Regions from separate parts of the Homo sapiens genome. Here region 1 is linked to region 2. Evidence: read pairs that join two places in POLR2A ChIA-PET (ENCODE). Cell type or tissue: OCI-LY7. All regions are shown on one strand. Links, peaks and the distances in the headings refer to the core of each region. The heading gives the core; the rest is flanking DNA. Region 1 overlaps ATP6V1E2 (ATPase H+ transporting V1 subunit E2). Region 2 overlaps TTC7A (tetratricopeptide repeat domain 7A).

Region 1 (7,068 bases), core at 2,192-4,691, 450 kb before region 2:
GAGCTTGGAGCACAGGGCAACTTACAGGGCCCAGGAAGTGGGTGAGAAAATGTAGAGAAGTAATGACTCCTTTGGGGGATTTTAAATATTGAGTATGTGGAAGTGGGGCATCCCCTCTTCTGTCTTTCTTTCTTCTCTTTTTCTTTTTCTTTGAGACAGAGTCTCACTCTGTCGCCCAGACTGGAGTGCAGTGGTGCGATCTTGGCTCACTGCAACCTCTGCCTCCTGGGTTCAAGCGATTCTCCTGCCTCAGCCTCCCGAGTAGTTGGGACTACAGGTGCATGCCACCACACCCGGCTAATTTTTTGTATTTTTAGTAGAGGCGGAGTTTCACTGTGTTAGCCAGGATGGTCTCGATCTCCTGACCTCGTGATCCACCCGCCTCAGCCTCCCAAAGTGCTGGGATTACAGGTGTGAGCCACTGCGCCAGGCCCTGTCTTTCAAAAAGTATTTTTTGGCTGGGTGAGGTGGCTTATGCCTGTAATCCCAACATTTTGGGAGGCAGAGGTAGAGGATTGCTTGAGCCCAGGAGTTCACAGTGGGCATCACAGTGGGACCACATCTCTACAAATTTTTTTTTTTAATTAGCCAGGAATGATGGTGTGCGCCTGTGGTCCTAGCTACGTGGGAGGCTGAAGTGGGAGGATTGCTTGAGAGGTCGAGGTTGCAGTGAACCAAGACCGTGCCATTGCACTCCAGCCTGGGCGACAGACGGAGACTCTGTCTCCAAAAAAAAAAAAAGGATAATGGCAGAACGTGCAGGTTTGTTACACAGGTATACGTGTGTCATAGTGGTTTGCTGCACTTATTGACCCATCCTGTAAGTTTCCTCCCCTAACCCCCACCCCCCAAAAAGCCCTGGTGTGTGATGTTCCCCTCCCTGTGTCCATGTGTTCTCAATGTTCAACTTCCACTATGAGTGAGAACATGCAGTGTTTGGTTTTCTATTCCTGCATTACTTTGCTGAGGATGATGGCTTCCAGCTTCATCCATGCCCCTGTAAAGGATATGATCTCATTCCTTTTTATGGCTGCATAGTATTCCATGGTGTGTATGTACTACATTTTCTTTATCCAATCTATCACTGATGGGCATTTGGGTTGGTTCCAAGTCTTTGCTTTATAATTAGTGCTGCAATAAACATACATGTGCATGTGTCTTTATAGTAGAATGATTTATAATCTTTTGGGTATATACCCAGTAATTGAATTGCTGGGTCAAATGCTATTTCTGGTTCTAGATCCTTGAGGAATTGCCACACTGTCTTCTTACAATGGTTGAACTAATTGACATTCCCACCAACAGTGTAAAAGTGTTCCTATTTCTCTACGGCCTCACTGGCATCTATTGTTTCCTGACTTTTTAATAATTGCGATTCTGACTGGCATGAGATGGTATCTCATTGTGGTTTTGATTTGCATTTCTTTGAAGATCAGTGATATTCAGCTTTTTTTCATATGTTCATTGGCCATGTAAATGTCTTCTTTTGAGAAATGTCTGTTCATATCCTTTGCCCACTTTTTGATGTTTTTTTTTAATTGTAAATATGTTTAAGTTCCTCGTAAATTCTGGATATTAGACCTTTGTCAGGTGAGTAGATTGAAAAAATTTTCTCCCATTCTGTAGGTTGCCTGTTCACTCTGATGATAGTTTCTTTTGCTGTGCAGAAGCTCTTTAGTTTAATTAGATCCCATTTGTGAATTTTGGCTCTTGTTGCAATTGCTTTTGGCATTTTTGTCATGAAGTCTTTGCCCATTCCTATGTCCTAAATTGTATTGCCTAGGTTTTCTTCTAGGGTTTTTATGGTTTGGGGTTTTACATTTAAGTCTTTAATCCATCTCAAGTTAATTTTTACATAAGGTGTAAGGAAGGGGTCCAGTTTCAGTTTTCTGCATATGGCTAGTCAGTTTTCCCAGCATCACTTACTGAATAGGAGATCCTTTCCCCATTGCTTGTTTTTGTCAGGTTTTTCGAAGATCAGATGGTTGTAGATGTGCGATGTTATTTCTGAGGTCTCTGCTCCATTGGCCTATATGTCTGTTTTGGTACCAGTACCATGCCGTTTTGGTTACTGTAGCCTTGTAGCATAGTTTGAAGTCAGGTAGTGTGATGCCTCCAGCTTGGTTCTTTTTGCTTAGGATTATCTTGGCTATATGGGGTCTTCTTTGATTCCATATAAAATTTAAAATAGTTTTTTTTTAATTCTGTGAAGAATGTCAATGGTAGTTTAATGGGAATAGCACTGAATCTATAAATTACTTTGGGCAGTATGGGCATTTTCATGATATTGATTCTTCCTATCCATGAGAATGGAATGTTTTTCCATTTGTTTGTGTCCTCTCTTATTCCTTGAGCAGTGGTTTGTAGTTTTCCTTGAAGAGGTCCTTCACATCCCTTGTTAGCTGTGTTCCTAGGTATTTTATTCTCTTTGTAGCGATTGTGAATGGGAGTTCATTCATGATTTGGCTCTCTGCTTGCCTATTGTTAGTGTAAAGGAATACTTGTGTTTTTGCACATTGATTTTGTATCCTGAGATTTTGCTGAAGTTGCTTATCAATTCGACAAGTTTTTGGGCTGAGATGATGGGGTTTTGTAAATATAAAATCATGTCGTCTGCAAACAGCAACTTGACTTCCTCTCTTCCTATTTGAATACACTTTATAATGTATTGTTGACCTGAAGATGTTTAAACCAGGTAGGGGATGGTTTGAGACCTTCCATGGGTAACAACAGAACACCAATAGGGAGGGAGGGAAATGAAGATACATGAAAGAACATAAGGCAATTTCGGAAAACTCAGACAAGAAAATGAGGTTTCAGGGCACATCAACATAGTACCTTAACTTGGAGGCAAGTCACCTGGAAAATGTAGAAAGTTGGTAGTATTTATTAAGCAGAATTTATCCAAATAGACAAAAATCAATCACATCTTTATGGAGACCCAACTTTAAGCAATGCCTTGTGGTTTCAGAGAGGGCCCTGGTTTAAAATAGGAGAAAAGCATCTGGCACTCAAAATGGGATGGGATAAGGGGCAGGAAAGGACACAGCCAGACTGACTGCACACTTCAGCCGAGGTAGCAGCCCTGTGGGCAAGGGGCCAGTCAGGGAGGGAGTAGTAAGGATGGGCGCTGAGAGATGGACCGTCATCATAAGCAGAAAGAAAGTAAGACACTGGATGGGGAGAACACTGCGGGCAAAGGCCTGCTGGTGGAAAGGGGTCTGAGGTCTGCGTGTGGAGAGCAGGTGGGTTTGGCAGTAGTCAAGAGACTTGCAGAGGACAATGTCTAGAAAGACACTGGGGTGTGAATGGGAAAGGGTGGAAATGTCTGCCTGAGAGTTGGGGCATTATGCAAAAGAGCCCATCAAAGGCTTCTTAGCAGGGCTGTACCTTCGCCAAACCTGGACTCAGGAAGATCAGCCTGGGGGTGGTGGGGGCAGGAGTCTTGGACTATATGCCAAAAGCCAGAGGGAGCCTGTACACAGCGAGGGCCAGGACACAAGACAAGGCATCGCGATTGGAAGGAAGAGATGTGGCCCACAAGCTGTTGGGTGTCAGGTCTGAGGACTCAGCCTCTGGCTACACAGAACAGAGCAGCTCAGCTTGGGGTGAGGTTGTGAGAAAGCAGGGACAGGCGGCCGGGCGCGGTGGCTCACGCCTGTAATCCCAGTACTTTGGGAGGCCGAGGCGGGCGGATCACGAGGTCAGGAGATCGAGACCACGGTGAAACCCCGTCTCTACTAAAAATTCAAAAAATTAGCCGGGCGCAGTGGCGGGCGCCTGTAGTCCCAGCTACTCGGGAGGCTGAGGCAGGAGAATGGCGTGAACCCGGAAGGCGGAGCTTGCAGTGAGCCGAGATCGCGCCACAGCACTCCCGCCTGGGCGACAGAACGAGACTCCGTCTCAAAAAAAAAAAAAAAGAAAAAAAAAAAAGAAAGCAGGGACAGGCACCCTGCTCCCTGGCGAGCAAGCTTGGGAGAGAAGGCAAGGGCGAGAGAGTTCATTTGGTCTAGAAGTAACAGGAGACACCTGGAGAGAAAATCAGAAGGGCCTGAAAAGCTTCATCTCTGCTTCAGTTGCTGATGAGTAAGGAGCCACATAGAGTTTTATTCCAAGAACTCCACTCACACTGGCAAAGCAGGCTTTGGTCAGGACTGGAGAAAGCTAATGCCTACAGGCAGGGGAAGAAACCTTTCTCCCAAAATAATTTACATGAAGAATTCACAACTGAATTTCTCCTTCTAAAACATCTGCAGACAGCTTACTTCAAAGCAGTCAGGTTCTCCCCAAGAGTCATTTGCTTCAAAGCTGCATATCTAGAAGTTTCCAGTGGCAGTTTCTCCAAAAAAAAAAAAAAGCCCTTCATTTCCATCCCTGTCTAAAGGGGCAAATACTTCCCCGGTCTGTTGCCTTAGAAAATGTGGACTAGGATGTCATAAGATCTGATTTTTTAGAGAAGTTGGAAATCCTGTTTTAAAAGTGAAACCTTTTTTGTTTTATTGTAGTAAAATGTACATAACAAATTTTGCCATTTAACCATTTTTAAGTGTACATTATTTATTATTATTATTATTTTGAGACGGAGTTTCACTCTTGTTGCCCAGGCTGGAGTGCGGTGGTGTGATCTCGGCTCACTACAACCCCCGCCTCCTGGGTTCAAGTAATTCTTGTGCCTCAGCCTCCCGAGTAGCTGGGACTACAGGCGTGCATCACCATGCCTGGCTAATTATGTATTTGTAGTAGAGATGGGTTTTCACCATGTTAGCCAGACTGGTCTTGAACTCCTGGACCTTCAGTGATCCACCTGCCTCAGCCTCCCAAAGTGCTGGGATTACAGGTGTGAACCACCACACCCTGCCTTTTTAAGTGTACATTTATGTAGCATTAAGAATATTCACATGGTTTTGCAACTATCACCACCATCTCCAGAACTTTTTCGTCTTCCCAAATTTAAACTCTGTATCCATTAAACACTAATCCCACATACTCTTCCCCAAGTAACTGTTGGCAACCACCATTCTACTTCCTGTCTCTGTGAATTTGAGTACTCCAGGTACCTCATATAAATAGAATCATAATATTTGTCCTTCCTTGGCTGGCTTATTTCACTTAGTATGATGTCTTCAGGATTCCCCATGTTGTAGCACAGGTCAGAATTTCCTTCCTTTTTATGGCTGGATATTTCATTGTGTGTATATACCATATTTTGTCTATTCATCCATTCATAGAGACTTGGGGTGCTCTCCTTTCTTGGCTGTTGTGAATAATGCTGCTATGAACATGGGTATATAAATATCTGTTCAAAGACCTGCTTTCACTTCTTTGGGGTATATGCCTAGAAGTAGAATTGCTGGATCATATAGTAGTTCTAAGCTCAGTGTTTTGAAGAACATCTGCACCATTTTCCCCGGCAGCCGCACTATTTTACAGTTCACAGCAATGCACATGGGTTCCAGTGTTTCCACATCTTTGCCAGTACTTGCTGTTTTCTGGTTTTGTTTTTGTTTTTTTTCTTTCTTTTGTGTCTTGGCTCTGTTGCCCAGGTTGGAGTGTAGTGGCATGATCATAGCTCACTGCAGCCTCAAACTCCTGGCTCAAGCAATCTTCCCACTTCAGCCTCCTGAGTAGCTGGGACTACAGGTGCACACCATCGTGTCTAATTTTTATTTATTTATTTATTTTTGAGACAGAGTCTCACTCTGTCGCCCAGGCTGGAGTGCAGTGGCGTGATCTCAGCTCACTGCAAGCTCTGCCTACCGGGTTCACGCCATTCTCCTGCCTCAGCCTCTCGAGTGGCTGGGACTACAGGCACCTGCCACCATGCCCGGCTAATTTTTTGTATTTTTAGTAGAGACAGGGTTTCACCATGTTAGCCAGGATGGTCTCGATCTCCTGACCTCGTGATCTGCCCACCTTGGCCTCCCAAAGTGCTGGGATTACAGGCGGGAGCTACCGCGCCCGGCTAGTCCAACTAATTTTTAAATTTTTTTGTAGAGGAAGGAGTCTCACTTTGTTGCCCAGGCTGGTCTTGAACTTTTGGCCTCAAGTGATCCTCCCCTTCAGCCTCCCAAAGTGCTGGGATTACAGGTGTGAGCCACCACGCCTGGTCCTGGGTTTGTTGTTGTTGTTGTTTTTTGTTTTTAAATAATAGCCATCCTAATGGATATGAAATTACCCATTGTGGTATCATTGTGGTTTTGATTTGCATTTCCCTAATGATAAGTGATATTAAGCATCTTTTCATGCACTTATTGGCCATTTGCTTATCTTCTTTGGAAACTGTCTACTCAAGTTCTTTGCCCATTTTTAAAATCAGGTTGTTTGTTTTTTTGTTGTTGTTGAGTTATAGAGGTTCTTTATCCCTCTGTGGTCCTGAGCACTCACCTCCAGCCACAAGCCAGTGCACTCAGCCAGCAGAGACCTGCATTGGGTGTCTCCAAGTGTGAACCGTGACCGTTTGGTGGACTATGAAATCATTTACTGGATCATCACTGAATAAAAAGAAATGAAACCAAATAGAATCAAAAATCCAGAATTCATTACAGGTGGTAAGGTTAAGTATTGTTATATCAAACCTTTTGTTATATGTATAGATATATGTGCACACACACAAACATAATATATGTATGTGTATGTATTCCAGTTTACAATGAAAAATGTATTTGTTAACTGCAATTTGCAGGACAAAATATTTGAGAAACACTGCACTACAAGTTAAATAAATTCACCCTTCTTAGAAAGCAGTGAAGCAACCATCAGTTGTTACTTAAGAAGATCTTGGAAGGTCTCATGTACCCACTCAATCCACTTGTCAAAGTATTCACCCCCCAAAATAGCCCTCTTTGAAGGTGGGAACAGGGTGGTGGTAGTGATCTGAGAGTCTGGCTGCATGGCATATGAGCAGTTTATATGGTTAATAGTTAGTGGGCATGCCCACATGCTGGGTAGACATGGGACATCACAGGATGGTGACTCCTCCAGGGCAGGACTCCCTTCTCCCGCCTCATGAGGGTGGAAACCAGGCTGCCCCTGGAACAGGAGGTCTCCCTCTGCCTTGGAGGCTCCATG
Region 2 (2,500 bases), core at 1-2,500:
CATGGTTGAGTTGACCTCCACCAAGGGGGAATGGGTCACTGCTAGACAGTAGTAGTGTTTTAGGAGCTTTTCATATTTGCATTGCATGTGGTTGGGAGGAAACTTTCATGGAAAAGATAAAGTCTGCTGCTCAGCTGGAAGCCTAGGCTTTGGACTTTCAAAAGGGGATTAAGGCGATGAGCTATAATGCCAGGCACTGTACTGTCCCTGTCAAAGGTCTGATGATGATGTCCAGGGCTGGAATCAGTGCCTGGTAGCAGTGGGCAGACAAATGGGACCCTATAGTTGTTATCTAAGTTGAGGGAGGGCAGGCCACAGAATCTTGTGCATCCTCAGAAATACTGTGTGTCCCTCCTGAGACCCAGTCCTGACCTCTGAGGAACTAAGACCTTCTCTTAAATCTCCTCTGGATTCTGAAAGAGGAGGTGGATGCCTCATTGATTTTTTTTCCCCTCAGATTAGACAAAGGAAATGGTATACAGAAGGCAAGCCTGTCTGGTTGGGCAGGAGGACCCTGTTAGAGCTGAGGCTTTTAAGCAACAGCTCAGTTAATGAGGTAATTGTTCCTCAGCTTTTCCTGGAACCAGAGGGCTCTCAATTCTCTGGATGTTCTGACGTTCCATGCTTGTTTGAGAGGGACAGTACGGTGCCTGGCATATAGCAGGCACTTAGATGTTTGTGGAATGAATTAACTGATACATAGTAGAAATAGCTTGGAATCCATACCTGGCTAGGCTTGAGTTTGAGGTCCGGACTGACACCAGCTTTGTGATCTTAGGCATTAAATTATTATTGATGGATTGATTGGGACAGAGCCTCACTCTTTTGCCCAGGCTGGTCTGGAACTCCTGGCCTCAAGCGATTCTCTTGCCTCGGCCTCCCAAAGTGCTAGGATTATAAACGTGAGCCACCACATCTGTAATTGACACTTTTGACCTTAGACATTTTCTGAGCCTCAGTTTCCTCATCTATAAAATGCAAACAAAACCAGCCCTGTAGGACCGTTGTGAGGCATAAGTAAGATTTGGGCTTGGGTGGCAATTTTCTAAGAGTTTCATTTCCCCTTCTCTTTCCTTAACTGGAGGTGGGGCATGGACAGTAGTGAGACTCAGGAGACACAGCTCCTGTCCTGTGGGAGTGAAGTCTGGTGGGAGCTGAGGTTTGCATACACAGAACAGGGAAGCAGTGCTGCGTGAAGCGGTCTCTCTACCATGTGCTCAGGCAGTGAGTGCTGTCTGGTTGAAGAGTGAGTGCTCAGCATGGTTCTGGACAGACAGAGAAGTCCTCCTGCAGTAGAGGGTAAGAGTGGAGAGGGGAACCTGACTGCCTGGCTCCGCCACCACCTGCCACGTTAGTGGCCTTGGGGCAGGAAGAGACCCTCTCTGTTCTCACCGGTGAAATAGAAATGATGACAGTTCCTACCTAATAGAGCTGCTCTAAGGACTAAATGAGCTAATGAATTTAAAGCTCTGTGATTGTTGAATGAATGTTAGGGGCTTAGTGCAGTGGTTCATGCCTGTAATCCCACCACTTTGGGAGGCTGAGGTGGGAGGATTGCTTAAGCCCAGGAGTTTGAGATCAGCCTGGGCAACATAGTAAGACCCTGTTTCTTAAAAAAAAAAAAAGACAGAGGGCTTGTGGGCATCTAACGGTTGGATGGGGAGAGAATGCTTTAGACATATTTTGAGTTAAAGCGAGTTAGATCAAGCCTGGTCTGAGAATGCAACAATGTGCCCCTGAACAACTGGGACTGGGATGGTGATGAGGCCACCTCCTCTTGCTGAGTGACCCTCTGCCTCAGAACTTTGAGACAATGGCTCTCTCTCTGTTTCCCTTCCCAGACCACAAATAACAGCACGTCGAGGCATCTGAAAGGCTGTCACCCGCTTGACTATGAGCTCACCTACTTCCTGGAAGCTGCCCTCCAGAGCGCCTATGTGAAAAACCTGAAGAAGGGGTAGGTCACTGGTAGTTGAGTGAGTGGGAGAACGATTCCCCTGGGCTGAGGCTTTTGACGTGGCCTTAAGGCTGCTCTCCCTCTTCTCTGGCCTGTGCATACGTGCTCTTCCAAGAGGATTGGTGGGAACTGGCTTGTGTCACATCTTGTCAGACAGGAGTGTGCAGAGACGTTCTTAGTGGGAAGGGCCACGCTTCAGGAAGCCACAGAAGCAATAAAGCCTGTGTGTGCTTGGGGGAGACTGCCAAGAAGAGAAACAGGAGTGGGCATTTCAAGAGGGGAGGGTGGAGGGCATCTGGGAGGTGATGTTGAAAAAGCAAAGGACAGTGAGCTGGCCAGTGGGTCTGGTTTTGTCTACTGTTGTCTGCAGTGTGAATGAAGTTATTTGGTTCCTCTGAGCCTCACGTTCCCCAAAAACCCAATGGGAAGGCAGATTCCTGTTCATTCCGGCTTTTAAGGAGTGGTGAAGGACGAGGGAAAGTATGGTAGAAGTGAAGTTCTGGCGTCACGCTGGGGCTGTGGCTGTCCCTGCTGACGAAGCAG

What was found. ChIA-PET counts read pairs that join two places held together with the same protein. Peaks named below come from ENCODE experiments on the same cell type or tissue, not always from the same donor. Only the 100,000 strongest peaks of a DNase experiment are listed, where the experiment ranks them.
Region 1: POLR2A ChIA-PET joins it to region 2 with 12 read pairs; 2 of 35 experiments call an interaction of 5 or more read pairs at or near these places.

The regions. Positions count from the first base shown.
Region 1 is chr2:46,521,557-46,528,624 of GRCh38, forward strand. The region is part of intron 4 of ATP6V1E2 (ATPase H+ transporting V1 subunit E2); the gene reads right to left. Among named protein-coding and RNA genes, the nearest start is that of RHOQ, 17 kb to the right of the region's middle. In OCI-LY7, for the core only: no CTCF peak of the experiment used is centred there; no DNase peak of the experiment used is centred there.
Region 2 is chr2:46,976,951-46,979,450 of GRCh38, forward strand. TTC7A (tetratricopeptide repeat domain 7A) reads left to right here. Exons shown (of 20, transcript NM_020458.4): 5 at 1,842-1,957. Among named protein-coding and RNA genes, the nearest start is that of TTC7A, 37 kb to the left of the region's middle. In OCI-LY7, for the core only: no CTCF peak of the experiment used is centred there; a DNase peak (open chromatin) is centred at 1,151; H3K4me3 peaks cover 963 bases; H3K27ac peaks cover 2,500 bases.